Regions from separate parts of the Homo sapiens genome. Here region 2 is linked to region 1. Evidence: read pairs that join two places in POLR2A ChIA-PET (ENCODE). Cell type or tissue: MCF 10A. All regions are shown on one strand. Each heading gives the region's core, and the rest is flanking DNA. Links, peaks and the distances in the headings are about the cores only.

Region 1 (8,559 bases), core at 2,739-6,738:
GCTTAATAGGCAGATGTCCCTTTCCTCACTCATAATTCAGGTTTTACCCTCCTCTGAGGGAGACAGTGACCTTCACAAATAGGAAAATTGGTTTTGGGTAATACATTCCTCCATCCTACGGTCAAGGATTCCATTGTGCAGAGTTTCATATGTTCAAAACACTTATGGCAATGCTAAGTACCATATCTCCTTCTCAGAGAGTCAAAATGTACCCCAGTCATACTGTAGGCTCTAAGAAATGATATGTTAGAGAAACACGTTTACCTTACCTTAGCTTTTACCAGGTATTTTTGCAAAATCAGTACAGCACAGAATCCTTTTTCCTGTTAGTATCAATATACCTGGGAACCAGTATTCTGCATTCAGAATCAAGTGGAATTAGGTAATTCATCCTCCTCTGAAACGTATTTTCTAGAAAAAGAATAGTCTTATACACAGCAGGGACTCACGTGTTATTGTATAAATGAAGGAATGACTTGAAATACAGAATTCCAAAACATAAAGACCAGGCTAAATGATGGCCAAACTTGAAAGTAAAAAATGTTTGTTCATGCCTGGTGTTCATGTATATGCTACATTTAATCATAGTAGGACAAAGTTGTAATATTTACTTGATTGTATGTACTCAACATTCACATGGATACACAAAGCCTTTGAGTGTTCAGTGGTTCAACTCAACTTTTTTTCACCCAAGAATTCTCTTTTTATTGTATAAAGTATCAAAAGGTTAAAAAGTGAGTTTTACTTTAATTACCAACTTAAGTCAATGGAGACTTAAGAATACAGAACAGCACAAAGTCAGGAATGGAGAGTTTTTTATTGTATTTGAATTTAGGGTGTCTCCATTTTACAAAAAAGGAAAAAAAAAAGGCCAGGCACGGTGGCTCATGCCTGTAATCCCAGCACTTTGGAAGGCTGAGGCAGACGGATCACTTAAGTTTGGGACTTCGATACCAGCCTGACCAATATGGCGAAGCCCCATCTCTACTATACCAAAATTAGTCGGACATGGTGGCACATGCCTGTAGTCCCAGCCACTTGGGAGAATGAGGCCGGAGAATTGCTTAAACACAGGAGGCAGAGGTTGCAGTGAACCGAGATCACTGCTAGGCAACAGAGCAAAATTCTATCTAAAAAAAAAAAAAGCCATGGTTTTATTCAAATGTATGCAATCATTTATTTAATAGTAAGTTTTAAAATTTTGAAAATGTATGGGCACCAATTTAAGTAGTGTACTATTTAACACATTTCTAACCACCTGTTATTCTGACACTACATTTAGTGGAAGTTACCTCCAAGGCCAATTAGGCTTTTCATCTGAGAAGGGTCTGGAAGGTGATAGATTATATTGTTGCCATGTAAGACGAAAACTTACATTCATTACTATCAACTTACGACCAATTTTTTTTGGCACCTCTGAATGTTTTTTTGTCATATTCATTCCTTTCCCTTTAAAACAACATCCTTTAGTGGACTTTCTCTCCTTGGGGCTATTTACAAGATGCCCTGAATCAGATGTCATTAGCTGATACAACATTCATCTTCTTTCAGGACTAGAAAAATCACCAAATAATGATTAGAGGCAGCGGCTTTTAAAATATCCTAACCATAGATCTCAATTTGATATTGATTTAAGTGATTAATTTTTCTATGAGGGTACAGCATCCTGACCAATCAAATAGAATGTTTACAGGGTGCATTAATCATGGTTTACAGTTTTCCTATAGGTATGATGGATAGTGAACAGTTTATGAATCAATAAACTAGCAAAAAAAAAAGTATTCAGGACTAGAGATATGGGAGCAGAGACAAGACCAGCTTGATTTTTATGTTTTTAAAATTCCGGCAGTCTTTTAATTATAAACTCCATTTAGTTTAGTTTATATTTAAGGGTTTATCAGCTTGTTTTTACCATTATGATGCACTGAAAAATAAGTTCAAAATGTGGAGCTTTTTCTGCACTTTAATGTGATGTCAAACTGCAAATAATGGCTAGTAGTGTGATTTATCCAGATAAAACAATATTTTAAGTAGAACTGTATAAAATGATCTGTATGTTTCATTTCCTCAGAAAGCAGCCAAGATTTACAGATTAAACCTAAAGTACAGTAGAAAGAAATAGATCAAGATTTTGCTAAGCAGAACAGATACTGTGACAATAAAGATTTTTTCTTCCCTTCCTCAATTCTGAATTGTCATATTTCTTTTTGATGTTTTCACTCTTCAGCCTAATTCACACATATACCATTATCTTATGGCTAATCAGTTGATTTTTATTATGTCATTCTGTTTTTTGCCTCTTTCTTCTTGCATAACTTAGATCCATTTTTTTAATCCTTTCTATTAGAACCCAGGAGTTATATAGTCAGTTTCAGAAGATCTTCCAAACTCTCAGTTTAACCCCGTTTCTCACATAAGGAAAATTGCCCCCACAGTTCCAATGGCTGCTCCTTCCCTGCAGAACATTTTCCAAAGGCAGAATTTTGAGCAGCAGTTCTTTCATGTTGGCATGTGCTGGACTGGAGCTTCTAACCATGCAGTGTCTGGAAAGAGGGTCTCAAGGAAAACACAGGTTCATATGTGTTTTCTCACACCCCCTAGATGGCACTAATACAAAAAAAAAGCATATTATATGAGAAAGAACATCAAGACAAAAAGTGATATATGGCGGGTCTCATATTCATGACAGTGTAGCTGCTGAGTTCCCGAAAGCCCAGGCTGATCTGCTTAGTGGGCAAGGTGGGAAACAACCTCCTCTGCCTGTCTGCAGAGAGTACGCATCTTGACGTCTCATCTAGTATCCAAGGACCAACCCTTAGACAGTATGCTTCATCTTAGGAAATAGACTCTTGGAGATTTATTTGAATTCAAAAATTACTTTTCTGAGTTGTACATTTAACTAGTTTCCTCTCAGAGTTTTAACCAAGAAATACTTCAGTTTAATCAGAAGACAGCCCAGTGCTTGAGAAAGAAGAATCTGAAAATTATCTGATGCTCCCAATGATATTCTAAATATGTGATTCATCTAGGATACAGGATTAATGTTAGAGACAGTAACTTGAAAACACTATTTGATGACACCCTTTCATTTCTTTATTCAACAGACATGTACCTGTTATGTAACAGGCATTTGCTTTACCCTGGGCATTGATTTTTAAAAAGGATAAGACGCAGTTCCCGCTCTCAAGGAGCCCAGAGACCAGTGGTGGTGGGAGTGGGGGGTGGTCCAGGGAGTAGACAAGAAAACAGATACTTTGAAATAGAAGCAATAAATTGCTGTGACTCAAAAAAAAACAAATTAAAAAACTGTAAGTATTTAAGATCTGAGTAACTATTATGCCTGAGGAAGTCAGAGAAGACCCCAGGGATGAACTGAATTTGAACTGAGTGCCAAAGAATTGTTAGTCTTCCAGGAGATGAGGAAATACGTTCCAAGAAGGAACAGCATGTACAACAGCACAGTCATACAAGAACCCGGTTATCTTAGGAACAATCAAAAAAGAGTCCTAGAAACAATCATGTGAAATGTTTGAGGATTAAAATACTGGCAGGAAATGAAAGTGAAGGGCAGGAAGGGGCAGATGTAAGGCCCCTGACAGTAAACATATGTTGTCTGCCCATTGTTAATTTTTTTGAGGAAGCACTCCCCTACTCCTCCTAGTTGAGGAGGCTGATAACACCCTGCTTTCAGCTCCAGCTGTGGGCAAGTGAGCCAGGCCTGGCCAATCTGAGTGCTCCATATACACTTAGATCAAATAAAAGGATCACGCATAGACGCATGACCCAAACTGGGACAATCAGAATCCCCATCAGGATTATCAGCTGGTCCAGCTTCATGCATGTGACCTGTTAGTTGCAAAGCCCCTGTGCTTACAAGAGTCTTGCACTTGGTTCACTGCTCAGCTGATGCCATTTTGAAATTCTCAATAATTTCAGCTTGGATCTTATGTTTTGTAAGTGATGTCCAATGGGACAATAGGGAATGCACATGAGCAAAGAAATACACACCTCACTTGCAATATAGCATTTATGACACCCTGTGAGCACAGCAGTCCAGTAGACTCACTTTGCATGGAAGTACCACAAGACGTGAAGTGAGTGCAAATAAATATGTTATATTTAAAACTGAATAAATGGTGGTGCTGACAGCCCCAAGAGGGTCATGTCTTCCATTCAAACCAGAACTTGCTTCCAATGCAGAAGACAAGCAATGGTGTTTTAAGAAACAACTACAAATAACTTTATCATATCCTTTTCTCACTTGTGTTACTTCTCTTTATTAGACAAGCTCACTGAAAATCATGGCATAGCAGAAGAGAGAAAGATAGGGCCACCCATAGTTCCTTTCCCTTTCAGTCCTTCCTTACTCATCAGTAAGCTGAAGAGCACTGGTAGCTGTAAGTGCATCAGGAAGTGAAACATAAACAGTTAAGTTAGTTTTGCAATCATTTCCACTGTTCTAGTAAGAACAAAATACATATGCCAAATATAAATTGTGTAACTTCAGTGATTCCATATATGAATTAAAGGCTCTTATATTTGCATTGGAAACTGGCACCACACAATATAAATGGTAAGATTCATGTTCATAATTTAAATTTTTAATTTTTCTTTACATAGATATTCAATGGGAAATTTTTTAAACACCATGACAAACTAAAAGAATACAGGAGAAAAGAAAAAACTTTCCAGTTTAGTATATTTAGTACACTTTTTTCCTGCTTTTTGAACATGGGACCCCACAACTTATGTTGCTAGCCCTGGCTATCAGGAAAGATCCTTTATTTACTTCTACGACCCCGAGTTATAAGAACAATGTGAGCTGGAGCTGCATGTGACTATCTTGCCTGGCCAGATGGATTAAGTTATCTGTAGTAAGAGAAATCAAAGCCAGCATGCAAAGAGAAACATAGCTGAGAGAAAAAAAAGAGAGAACTAACGTTGTTGAGTTCCTGAGTGTGGCCAGACCCAAAATTAACTGCACACCTGTCCTTCTTTGTTATGTAAGTCAACAATTTCTCCTTTTTTTCTTTTTTTCTTTGAGTTGGCGGAGAGCTCAAATAATTTGAGTTGGATTTCTGTCACTTGCAACCAGAGTACTGACGGGTAGAGCCTCATATGCTAGGCATATGTGGATTAATAAGGAAGTTTTTAAATTCATACTTCTAGAGGCTGGTGAACAGAGGCTTCAGAGAGCCAAGAAGAAAAGCAATCTGGATTATTTCTAAAATCATTTTCATAATTTTAAATTATAAAATATTTTTTATTTTAAAATATGTGTAAAAGATATAAATAATATTTGTGAAATGTAGAAAAGTACCAGTAAAATGAATGTGTATACTTACTATCTGATAGAGTTTGGACGTTTCTCCCCTCCAGATCTCATACTGAATTTTAATCTCCAACGTTGGAGGTGGGGCCTGGTGGGAGGGATTTGGATCATGGGAACAGATTCCTCATGAATGGCTTGGGCCATCCCCTTGGTGCAAGTAAAGCTCTCGCTCTGAGTTCACACAAGATCTGGTCATTTAAAGGTGTGCAGCACCTCCCCTCCCACCCTCTCTTGCTCCTGATTTCGCCATGTGACATAGAAGCTCCCAACGCACCTTCTGCCATAAGTAAAAGCTTCCTGAAGCCTTACCAGAAGCCATGTTTCCTAGACAGCCTGCAGAACCACGAATCAGTTAAGCCTCTTTTCTTTATAAATTACCCAGTCTCAGGTATTTCTTCATAGCAACCCAAGAACAGCCTAATACACCACCCAACTTTAAAAAATCTACCAGTGCCTCTGATGTCCCCATAAGACTTCCCCAAATTCTACAACTGCCCACACTCACTCACCTACCCCAAAGTAACCACTATTCTGAACTTTATGATAGTTTTTCCATATCATTTGGTAGCTTTTCCTGGTGGACTGTGGAAGAAGATTTGAAGGGGGCCAGGAGACCAGCTAGGAAACACAGGATAAGTCTGAGTTTGGCTGATTATCATTAATAAGTGCTTTGTGTAGCCACCAGATCATGTTTCATTAAATAAAATGTTGGCAACAGGTAAGTTTATAAAATGGCCTTTTCATCACAGTTTTTTTTTTTTTTCAGTGCCTTTGCCTCTTTTTTTAAATCATGGGCAACTATTCAATCAGGGCAAGAATCAAAAGCCTCACCATAACAAGACCCAATAACTAGGTCACAGAAATGAGCTTTGAATTAGGGCTAGAGGACCCAGAAGGTAGCGGATTTGCTACCTGCCTCAGCATTACAGCCAGAAGAGAAGTAGAAGAGTGGGAAACAGGAAGGAAAGAAAAGGGCGAACAATCTATATCTCCTGCTACATTATCTTCTCCCAACATGTGAAAAAGCTAATAAACACACAGTATGGTGATTCTTTTTTTTTTTTTGCCAAGTTTCTTTATATATATATATTTTATTATTATACTTTAAGTTCTAGGGTACATGTGCACAACGTGCAGGTTTGTTACATATATATACATGTGCCATGTTGGTGTGCTGCACCCATTAACTCGTCATTTACATTAGGTATATCTCCTAATGCTATCCCTCCCACCTCCCCCCACCCCACAACAGGCCCCAGTGTGTGATGTTCCCCTTCCTGTGTCCATGTGTTCTCATTGTTCAATTCCCACCCATGAGTGAGAACATGCGGTGTTTGGTTTTTTTTCCCTGTGACAGTTTGCTGAGAATGATGGTTTCCAGCTTCATCCATGTCCCTACAAAGGACATGAACTCATCCTTTTTTATGGCTGCATAGTATTCCATGGTGTATATGTGCCACATTTTCTTAATCCAGTCTATCACTGTTGGACATTTGGGTTGGTTCCAAGTCTTTGCTATGTGGAAGACAGGGTGGTGATTCCTCAAGGATCTAGAACTAGAAATACCATTTGACCCAGCCTTCCCATTACTGGGTATATGCCCAAAGGAATATAAATCATGCTGATATAAAGACACATGCACACGTATGTTTATTGTGGCACTACTCACAATAGCACAGTATGGTGATTCTCACTCTATCTGTGACTGCCCTTCTCTCCATTAATTCATGTTAAATGGATCACAAGGATAAAAATGGGAATATTTAGCCCAAAGGTATTCATGTCTAAATGTAAAACTTTGTGCAGTGTGGCACTTAGTTTGGAAGTAAGTAGTTGAGTTTCCTAGAATGTAAGGGGAAACTTCCTTTCACATTCTTACATTGCTGCTGGCTCAGAAGCTAAGAACTTCTGCTCTAACAGAAAGATTACATGGACACTGTGACTACCTGGATCCTCCTTCTCACAGGAGTAGCAATTTTTCTGTGTTGTGCTGAGAGTCTGACATCCATTGTTCCAGTTTTCTCTGTTGGGTGAATTAGGGGGCTCATGATTGTTATCCACAAATGGCCTCTCACTTAGGTTCTCTGAGCACAATGGGTGTAGGTCAGGCCATAGTCCTTCAAGAAGATGGCGAGAGGAATATCACTCTGCAGGACCAACACATCTCCCACGAGGATCCCACCAATTAAACTTATGGAGAAGGGGAATAGGAAGCCCATTTTGGCCCCATATCAAAGCCACATTCTTCAGTTTTAGTCATCATAAAATTCCTATGTCTATTTCTGTGTTCTAGTCTCAGTGTCTATTTCCTGTGTCAATAGACACAGAACTCAGAGGAAAGATGGAATGGACTAACTGGCCCCTCAAAATCCCCAAACCCAACATCCCTTAAACTATGTAATTTAGTTAACTTTTTATGAGACTGCCTTGTAAATCATAGAAAAATCTCTCTCCTTATGAAGCAAGTTAAATGGTACAGTCTGTAACACCATTCTGAGGGGAAGAAAAAAATAGGTATGTAAACTTGTACTATGAAAGTCAATTTTCTCCCTAACTTATAAAGTCTTTGATAAAACAATATAATTTTTGACTGTCCTGTTTTTCTATAAACCATAGCCTCCTCGACTACAGACTTAGAATTTGTAGTGCTCTCCAGACTCCATGTAACAATCTCCAAATACTTAAATCAGCAAAACAAATTTACCCAGGAGGAACCTGGGCGCTGCCAGCATCAATTAAAAATAAGTGATGTAAAACAAATTGATGAAGGATAATTTTGATGCAACACCATTTTGGCTATATATAATGCCTTCCATACCAAAAAATAAGCAGACCTGAAAAACAACAATAAAAAAATTATCTAAGAAACAAACATTTGTTCCATTCAATAAAAACAAATTGCTTTTCTCTTATCTGAAAGGGGTCAGTCAAATACAAATACTGGCATTGAGCCACAACATTTGAATACTTCGGCACAAGTGTTTTTAAACCATTCCTTTGCATGATTTAATAAAAACTGTACTACCATTGGAAAAACAATGAAACAGAAAACTTTGCAACATACAATTGAATGATAATTAAGCTTCATTATAGTACGAATTGTTTATATGGGATTTATTCCTTAATGCCCTTGAGATTATATATTTGAAAAAGATTGGTTTTAAAATAACATGACTACAAAAGCTAGAAAATTTTCTACTTTAAAATTGTTGTCTCCAAATAAACAA
Region 2 (8,559 bases), core at 2,049-6,048, 75 kb before region 1:
GCCAAATATTTTAATCACTTAACAAAGCAAATGAGCTAAGTGGGAGTTGAACAATGAGAACACATGGACACAGGGAGGGGAACATCACACACTGGGGCCTGTTGTGGCAGGGCTAGGGGAGGGATAGCATTAGGAGAAATACCTAATGTAGATGACGGGTTGATGGGTGCAGCAAACCACCATGGCACGTGTATACCTATGTAACAAACCTGCACGGTCTGCGCACATGTATCCCAGAACTTAAAGTATAATAATAAAAAAAAAAAAGCATATGAGCTTATGTGAAGCCACATGTACCCTAAAAATCAAACTGAAGATGCTTTTGGATGAAATTTTAATCATTCAAACAATGTCAATACAATATGAAAGAAAAGTTTTTGTAACTTCAGTATTTATCACAAAACAAACTGTAAGACTATCAGGACAGTTGGTGCTTTGTGTGTTTTAAAATATTTTTAAATCTCAAATATTTGTGGTCATATCTTTTCTTTTTGATAATTTTGATTTGGAATTATTATTGTATCAATATTCCTTTTTTAACATTTTCCATTATCAGGGTCTATATCAGGTAAAGATTATTTCTATAAGCTACAGAAGTATAAAATCTTGTCACTACATATTGGCTCATGGTAATAATAAATCATGTATTTATCATCATGTCTTCTTAACAAAAAAATCTCTGAAGCTTTTAGCATAACCTTATCATTAAAAATATATACTTTTGGTTGTTATTATTATGATCACCCACTAAATTTAAAAACACACAAAGTGTGATTTTAAAAATATAGAATAACTTGTGACTCGGGGAATTCCTGAGGTAACTTCATCCTGAATCCCAAACATTAATATCCATGGGAAATTTGAAAACATTATCCATTGTCCTCATTGCAAGTCGAAGTCAAGAAGAGTTACATCCAGATTCCAGCTTGCATGAATGGGAAAGGGAAAGCATCCAAGACAAGCAACTTTCTTTCAAGCAAGTGAGATGGAAGTCATACACATCTTTCAATCACATTTCGGTGAGAACTTAGTCAAGTGACCACTCCCAGCTTCTCTAGCTAGGCTGCCGTGAGCCAAGGAAGAGCAGGGTAGACTATGGAAGACACAGCAATCTCCCACAACATACTAATGCCTTATACTTAAACCTCTGTCATGTTTTCAAAAGTAAATGAAGGTAGTAACGAATTTGTATCCAACTGAATATTGTGTTTTGATATATACAGCAGGTCAGACATCATTTTCTTTGTCTTTGATTGCCGTGAAACTCAGGAAAAAGAAGGTACTTAAAGAGTAACATGACACATATTTTAAAATACATAGAATATTTAAGAATAATTTAGAGTCAAGACTGTATCTGTAAAAGTCATAATGAGAAGCGATATAAATATAGATGCACAGATGAAAATAAGAAAACTGGGAAAACATGAGGCAATAATGAATGATAAAAGATATCCCTCCAGTATAATGAAGAGAATAAAAAGATCCTTGTATCTTTTTACTTGCAAAGAAATTTTAAGCTGTTTGGATCCAAAATGTTTGCGTTTATAATGTGTAGCACATTCACATAAATATAAATGGTATATGGGTCATTGCCAACCCTAGGTTAGGTTGCCACTTTAGACATTAGAGTCTTGACCTGAATAATCAAGTAGGGACCAAGACAAGTCCGCCTCTCACCTTTCCTGCAGGAATTCTTTCACAGAGTCAGTAGACTACTGACAGCCTTGCTAAGAAGGATTGAGCCCAGACAGTTATAAGAATTATACTCACTTATGTGTTAGCACTAATTAACACCAAAAAATGAATAAAATTTTTACAGTGAGTGTCTGCTATCCATTTCCTGATCATCTTAGCCAAAAAACTGGTAAAAACCATTCTTTAAGAGTAGCTAAAGGAAATATCTGTTCAGATTTGGTATTAATTAATTTTTTTTCTCTTTGTCTTAGCTGAGCCTCCTCTGTGTGTCGCACACTGTGTTTGTCCTTGTTGGTCTAAGCTGACATTGATTTCATCTCCATATATGTTACAAGTTACCTCAAATGCGCAGACCTCTGCCACTGCATTTTTAAAGAGCAAAGAACTATAAGATGCTGCATGTTTCACTTATTTACTCAGGAATGCCCAGAATCCACAATGCCATGCTCTCTGACTCTGTGCTACATTTTCTGTATTCTCGACTACTGGAAGAATGTTTTCTTAATTAGAGTTAAAGCAAAATGAAAAATATGCCCACTATGCAGCAGGAATATGGTAGTAGTGACACTTCCTGAAGATTACTAATAAATATACTCCTCAGTTATATTTCTTGAGTTTTTGTATTAACCCTGTTTTTAAAACAGTCTTTAGTGATAACATTTTGCCAACAGTCCTATTCAACATAAAAAGAAATTAGCTGAGTCTACACAAAACGTTACTTGAAATACGTGTTAAACTGTTATATTTTGCAACTCTGTACATGTGTAGTATGCAGCTATGAAAGCAGCCTAAGGTAAGGACAGTGAATGCCCACATGTGTACAGTCCCTCTTGTATCTACGCAACTATTAATATCCTTTACACTCCTCTGTTTCAGCAGATTGGCCACTTTTGTCAATAAAGCATCATTCAGTGGTTGCTTAATTCAGAAGCAAATGCTAAAGCCTTAATGGGGGGCAGTCAGGAACCTGAAAAGCTACAGAACCAATCTCTTGCCATGTCTCAAAATTCAGGGAAAATATTGTACAAATTGTCTGATGTTGATGGTCTCCCTTTACTTTCCACCCTTTGAGGGCTGCTGTACAGGTTGAATGCCTGGCCTCGGACTGCATACTGAATCCATGCCTCTGTGATTGGAATGCAAAATTGGACACGTTGACCTCATTTAACAGTCTTTAAATAATGCTGGTCGCTTGTAGTTTTACACTGATTCACTATTTTAAGAAAAAATTATAATCCTAAGACTGCTTCATTTCTAACCAACTTAAAGACAGGAGAAAAACAGTGTAGAGACAGAAGATGTCAGGACAGGAGGTGAGAAAACCTTTGTTTCATTCCCAGAGCTGTCTCTAGGTGACATTTGGTGGCCACCTATCCTCTCCAAATCACTGTTTTCTCATTTACTACATGAAAGGCTCAGACTAGATGATGGCTCAGCTCCCGTTAAAAGATTCTAGATAGAAAGAACCTTTACCAAACAAATCAAGTAGAACAACAGCTGTGATGGAAAGCAATCTATCCTAGGGCTCAGAGTATGAATCTGAAGTCAGAGAGGTTTCAGGACCCAGCTGCACGAACTTGCGAGAACCAGTTGTCATCATCCCATAATATGTTGACCATCCCAGATTGCGAAGGAGAATTCAAACTGATAATTCATGTCAAGCATGTCAAGCACTTAGCATAATGCATACGTGTAGCTAAATAAATGATAATAGTTATTAATATTTTACATGTATAGTATATAGTGTAGACTCTGAATGGTATACTGGGTTTTTACATTCTAAAGTATAATTTAAGAGGTATTAATGTGACCCACAGTTTATCCAAATTCTAAGAAAAGGGTGGTAAGAGAAGACAGGTCTAAACACTGAGGCCCAGAGTACTTCCTTAAACTGCTGCGAGGACTGGAAATTAGGTATGCAAAACCCTCATATATAGAAACCCATTAAATAGTAGCTCTTAGTTCATTGCTGCACATTGAAAGAGGTTAAATAATCAAAAGCCTATTGTCTTGGTTCACAATATATAATTATATTTACAATGCATACACTATCATGCTTTAAAAAATGTTTTTCCTCATTTAGATTTTACACTCAGTCCCTGGTCTAAAAAGAAATTCAATCTAAAAAAGGGATAATACAAAGCTATCAGAGGACCAAAGTAGTATACTGCCAAAAAAACAGTTGTATTTGATTCCTTTTTTCAAATCATCCCCCAGAGAAACTTAATTCAAATACTTTCGGTCTTACACACGAATTGAAAACTTGCAAAGGAAGTAGATGTATAAAAAATGTCTTAAAAAGAAGTTAGAGTAAAGATTTATTAAGATTGGAAAAAGTAAAGGAAAATAGTTATATTTTTCATTACAAATATTGAAAGATAGCCAATTTCTATTTCCCGGATTTAATACCTGTGGTTGCCCAACACAGCCATTTCACATTTGTTGTTGAAGCAACTTTTTCAGCTTCTGGTGATGTATCAGGACTGAAATAATAACCTAACTTTGCAATACAGGTTAATGTGGTCCTTACATATAAAAAACATACTTTCTATGATGATAATCACACTCTTCTCCCTCATTTTTAAAATCAGTTTCAAATATTGCCTACAAAGTAATCCTCTGCTGTAATGATTTTACATATCTAAAGCTCTCCTTTGATTTTGTATTGCCTTCAAAATCAAAATTAAGTTTCTGGCCTGGTTGGTCAACATCATCCCATCATGGTGCTTCTGGGAATTGGCCTTTCAAAGTTTCCTTAACTCAGATTGAGCTTTCTATCCTGCTTCCCTCTTCTTCCACTCTCCAGTCATTCCCTTCTCCTTAGACACTTCCTTTTTGCCCTGTATATCTGATTATGGGTTGTCTATTCATCTGCCAAACCACTTCCTTCCAAACTTTGTCCTTCTCGTCTTCCATCTACTAAGAAAATTTTCAAGCTGTGAACTTGTCTATTGCAAACATAGTTCATGAAAAGAATCTCTTCTGCACTCTTTCTTGAGTGTAGTCTCATAGTTCACTAAGAATTGTTTTAAGTTTTACCCTATGTTTTTTAAGTTGACCCTATGTTTATCTCTGTATTATTGGTAATGCCTACCTCACTCTACCTCACTCTAGTATACAGTCCAAATATGTAATTACCCCTAGTGGCAGTCAGTCAATAAATATTTACTGAACCAGTCTGTTTTAGGCACCAGGCATCCAGCAGTAGATAAAAGTCCCTGCTCTCTTAAAGTTTACATAACAGTGGAAGAAAAAGAGACAAAGACTTAAGCAACAACAGCAACAAAAAAAGGTGATTTTAGATAGTGATAATATTGTATGTGCCCATAAAACACAAAAGCGATTTTGACCATCATCATTTCCCTAAAGCCCATGAGATATTCTGTAAGCAAAACATCCTAAATGTGCTGATCATACTGACTCATAGCACATTCAGCCATCTTACAGAAGATCTTAACCAGGTGCATCATACTCACTTACAGAATTTTGATAGCCACAAAAATCTAGTAAAAGATATGCAGCGTGATGCAATTCAGTGCCACCTGGTAACATTTCTTCTTTTTTTTTTCTTTGTCTTGCAGCCAACCCAAGATATCCATTTTCTCTTTTGCCTAAAACCTAACCGCTAACAGTAAAGCCTCAGCCACTCTCATGGGCACCGATTTGCAGCCAAGGCTAGCCTCATATACAGTCAGAGATGACATTCTAATACAGTCATCACCATCAAAGGTCAGAACTTTTACAATTTCCTTTTGCTTGGCTTTGATCCAGGTCAAAAGAAAACCAAAGCCTGAAAAAAGGGCATCACCTGCATGTTTGTGTTTATTTAGAGCATGCTACTTCAGTGGAAGAAGTCGAGAACTATTTAAGGAATATCAACAATACTAAAAAGAAGTATTTTTTTAAGTTATATGTAAACTTAAGTCTTACAGGCCTTATGTAAAGAAGTTTGTATGAGGAGGTTTTCACTGTATATATAAGAAAAACCTCAGTATTTGAAAGTAATGTAGTTTTGTATTTTCTCAAATAAAATAAGGGATATGGTACAGATATTATTATTTTTTTAATTCTGTGGTCAAAATTTGTCAATAATAGAATAAAATTATGCCTTCTATTAAATATGCAAATAAACTAAGCTCAACCAAAAATAGTCACTTTTATCAAATTTATATAATATTAATGAAAACAAAATACAATAAATATTTTCAATTAAATATTTAGAACTTCTAGCCCCTCTGCTAGTTATATTTATTAATTTTCTAAGACTTCAGGAAGAAATTCATTTCTAAAAGACCAACATTTCACCAGAGTCCTCTGGCAAAATTCAATTTTAATTATAATTCATAATTATTAAGAACATAATTTATCTTTTTTGGGAGAGTAGGTAGAGTCTTCTAATCTAGGCAAAACCATTTGGGCCTTGGGGATCTATAATTTATTTCCTCTCAGCAAGATAATTAACCTAGAAGGATGCACTTATTTTCTTTAAAACTGTAGGGAATATTCATAGATTTTTTTCAATAGTAAATTCATTTCCCATGTGAACATTTTATACAGCATGTTTTGGTGTGAAATTCCATCCTACCACTTTTCGGCTTTTATTAATATATCAGTTATGTCACTAGGCCCTACAGCAACCATGGGAACAAGTAAATATTACACCTGATTTTAAGACAAGAAGCTGAAGACAGAGGTCAAGTGACCCATCCAAAATCATTAAGTTTTCAAGCAGAGTTGGGCCCTCAATTTCTTGCCCCAACCACAGGCCCTGTCCACTCTGATAAAATCTTAGGTGGTAGCACCAGTACACAAAAAGAAGGAAAATGGATGGGGATTTTGCAGATAACCCAACCATAGGAACCCCAAGTGGTCAGTCAGAGTCACAGGGAATAGCTCAGATCCATACATAAGCCTGTGGTCACAAGGTGAGGAAGGGATCAAAGGCCAGCAGCTTACCTACCTGGAACTCTCATTGCAACCAGCGGGTTCCCTGGTCAAGAGCAGACATTGGGTACGGTCTTTCAGGAATGGAGAGGCAGGGTGCAAAGGGTTTATACCTACCTTCTGTGGGTAGGTGATAGGGAAAACTTAATGGGGTGGTGGGGAGGAATGTTAACCCCAACAGGAGCTTTACACTCATCTGCCTCTGTGAAGTGCAATGTCTGATGTTCTTTTATTTCTTATATTTATGTTAAATTTAATATGAAAGGTAAGCAGAAAAGTTCCAAGTTTTCTCTTTTGATGCATATTAAGACATCAGTACAAGAACTACAGAGTTCATCAGCTAATTCAGTTTGGGAAAAAAATATATGAAGGAATGATGAAAAAGACTGAGGAAAAAGGTTGAAAATATATGAAGGAATGATGAAAAGGAAATTTGGTAATCATAAGATTTTATCAAAAATTCTGACCTAACAGTCCTTAAGAATAATTACCACTAAATGGAAAGAACACTTAATTGTTTTTAATGGAACTTTCTATTTTTGTTTTTTATTTTCTTTTTATAATTTACATGTTTACTTTTTATTATGGAAAGTTTCAAACACATAAAAGATGAAAGAATAGCATAAACCTCTACATAGGCACCACCTTCCTGCAATAGTTCTGGTCAATCTTGTTTTATCTATAACACACCAATGCTCCAAGTCCCAGATTACTGAAGTAAATCTCATATTATCAATTCATCCATAAATATTGCAGGATTCCAAAAATTTTTACCCGATACCATTATTACATTAGAATTCATAGTCATTACCTAACACTCACAAATATCCAGTTACTGTTCAACATATGTCAATTAGCTCAACTGAGCTATTCTACAATGTATACATATTTCAAAACATCATGTTGTACACAATAAATGTATACGTTTTAAAAAAATAGAGATGGGGTCTTGCTGTGTCACGCAGACTGGAGTGCAGTAGTACCATCATAGCTTACTGTAGCCTCGAACTCTTCGGCTCAAGCAATCCTCCTGCCTCAGCCTCTAGGGCAGCTGGGACTATATCCAGGTACCACCATGCCTGGCTAATTTTTAAGTTTTCTGTAGAGATGGGATCTCCCTATGTGGTCCAGGCTGGTCCTGAACTCCTGGCCCCAAGCAATCATTCCACTTCAGATTCTCAAAGTGCTGGGATCATAGGCATGAGGCACTGTGCCCAGCCAACATATACAATTTTCATTTGTCAATTAAAAGTAAATAAAATAAAATGTTTAAAAAGGTTCCAGCATATTTCATACATTGTGACTAGCCAGTAGGTCTCATGTCTCTTTAATCCAGGTTGCTATTCTTTTTTTCCTTCTTGGAATTCATTTTTTAAACAAACCATAGGGTTTTTCACAGTCTGGATCTTGCCAATTGCTTCCTTGTAGTGTTGTTTCACTTGTTCTCCCATCCCCTGTATTTCCTGCAAATTGGTAGCTGAATAGGACTTTCATGTCATTTTCATATACTCTGCAATGACTGCTAAGAAATTTCATCTCTCTGTCTTTGTGCTTTCCCACTGGCTCATCCTTCACAATGGACTTGTTCATTCATTTATGAAGCAACAATGAGTACCTACTGCACATACCCCAGCACTGAGCACCAGGTGCAAAGATTATTGTGACACTGAAGTGAGGCCTAAAACTGTGCTTACCAAAAATGCAGTGTTGATCAAAACTTCCTTTTACAAATATAAGACAAAATAATTTAATTTTTAACTCTAGAAGAAAACCACTATTCTTATCCTCCTTTTTAGATGAGGAAACTGAGGTTTAGAAAACTTTCATGATTTGCCCTAAGTTACACCACAAGTCTTAGAATAAAGTTGGCATCCGTGTCATGAGACATAAGGAGCACAATCTTTGTAATCACACCAGCCT

What was found. Peaks named below come from ENCODE experiments on the same cell type or tissue, not always from the same donor. Only the 100,000 strongest peaks of a DNase experiment are listed, where the experiment ranks them.
Region 2: POLR2A ChIA-PET joins it to region 1 with 5 read pairs; 2 of 35 experiments call an interaction of 5 or more read pairs at or near these places.

Annotation. Positions count from the first base shown.
Region 1 is chr6:104,635,474-104,644,032 of GRCh38, forward strand. No RefSeq gene overlaps it. Among named protein-coding and RNA genes, the nearest start is that of HACE1, 220 kb to the right of the region's middle. In MCF 10A, for the core only: no CTCF peak of the experiment used is centred there; a DNase peak (open chromatin) is centred at 4,398.
Region 2 is chr6:104,561,357-104,569,915 of GRCh38, forward strand. No RefSeq gene overlaps it. Among named protein-coding and RNA genes, the nearest start is that of HACE1, 290 kb to the right of the region's middle. In MCF 10A, for the core only: no CTCF peak of the experiment used is centred there; no DNase peak of the experiment used is centred there.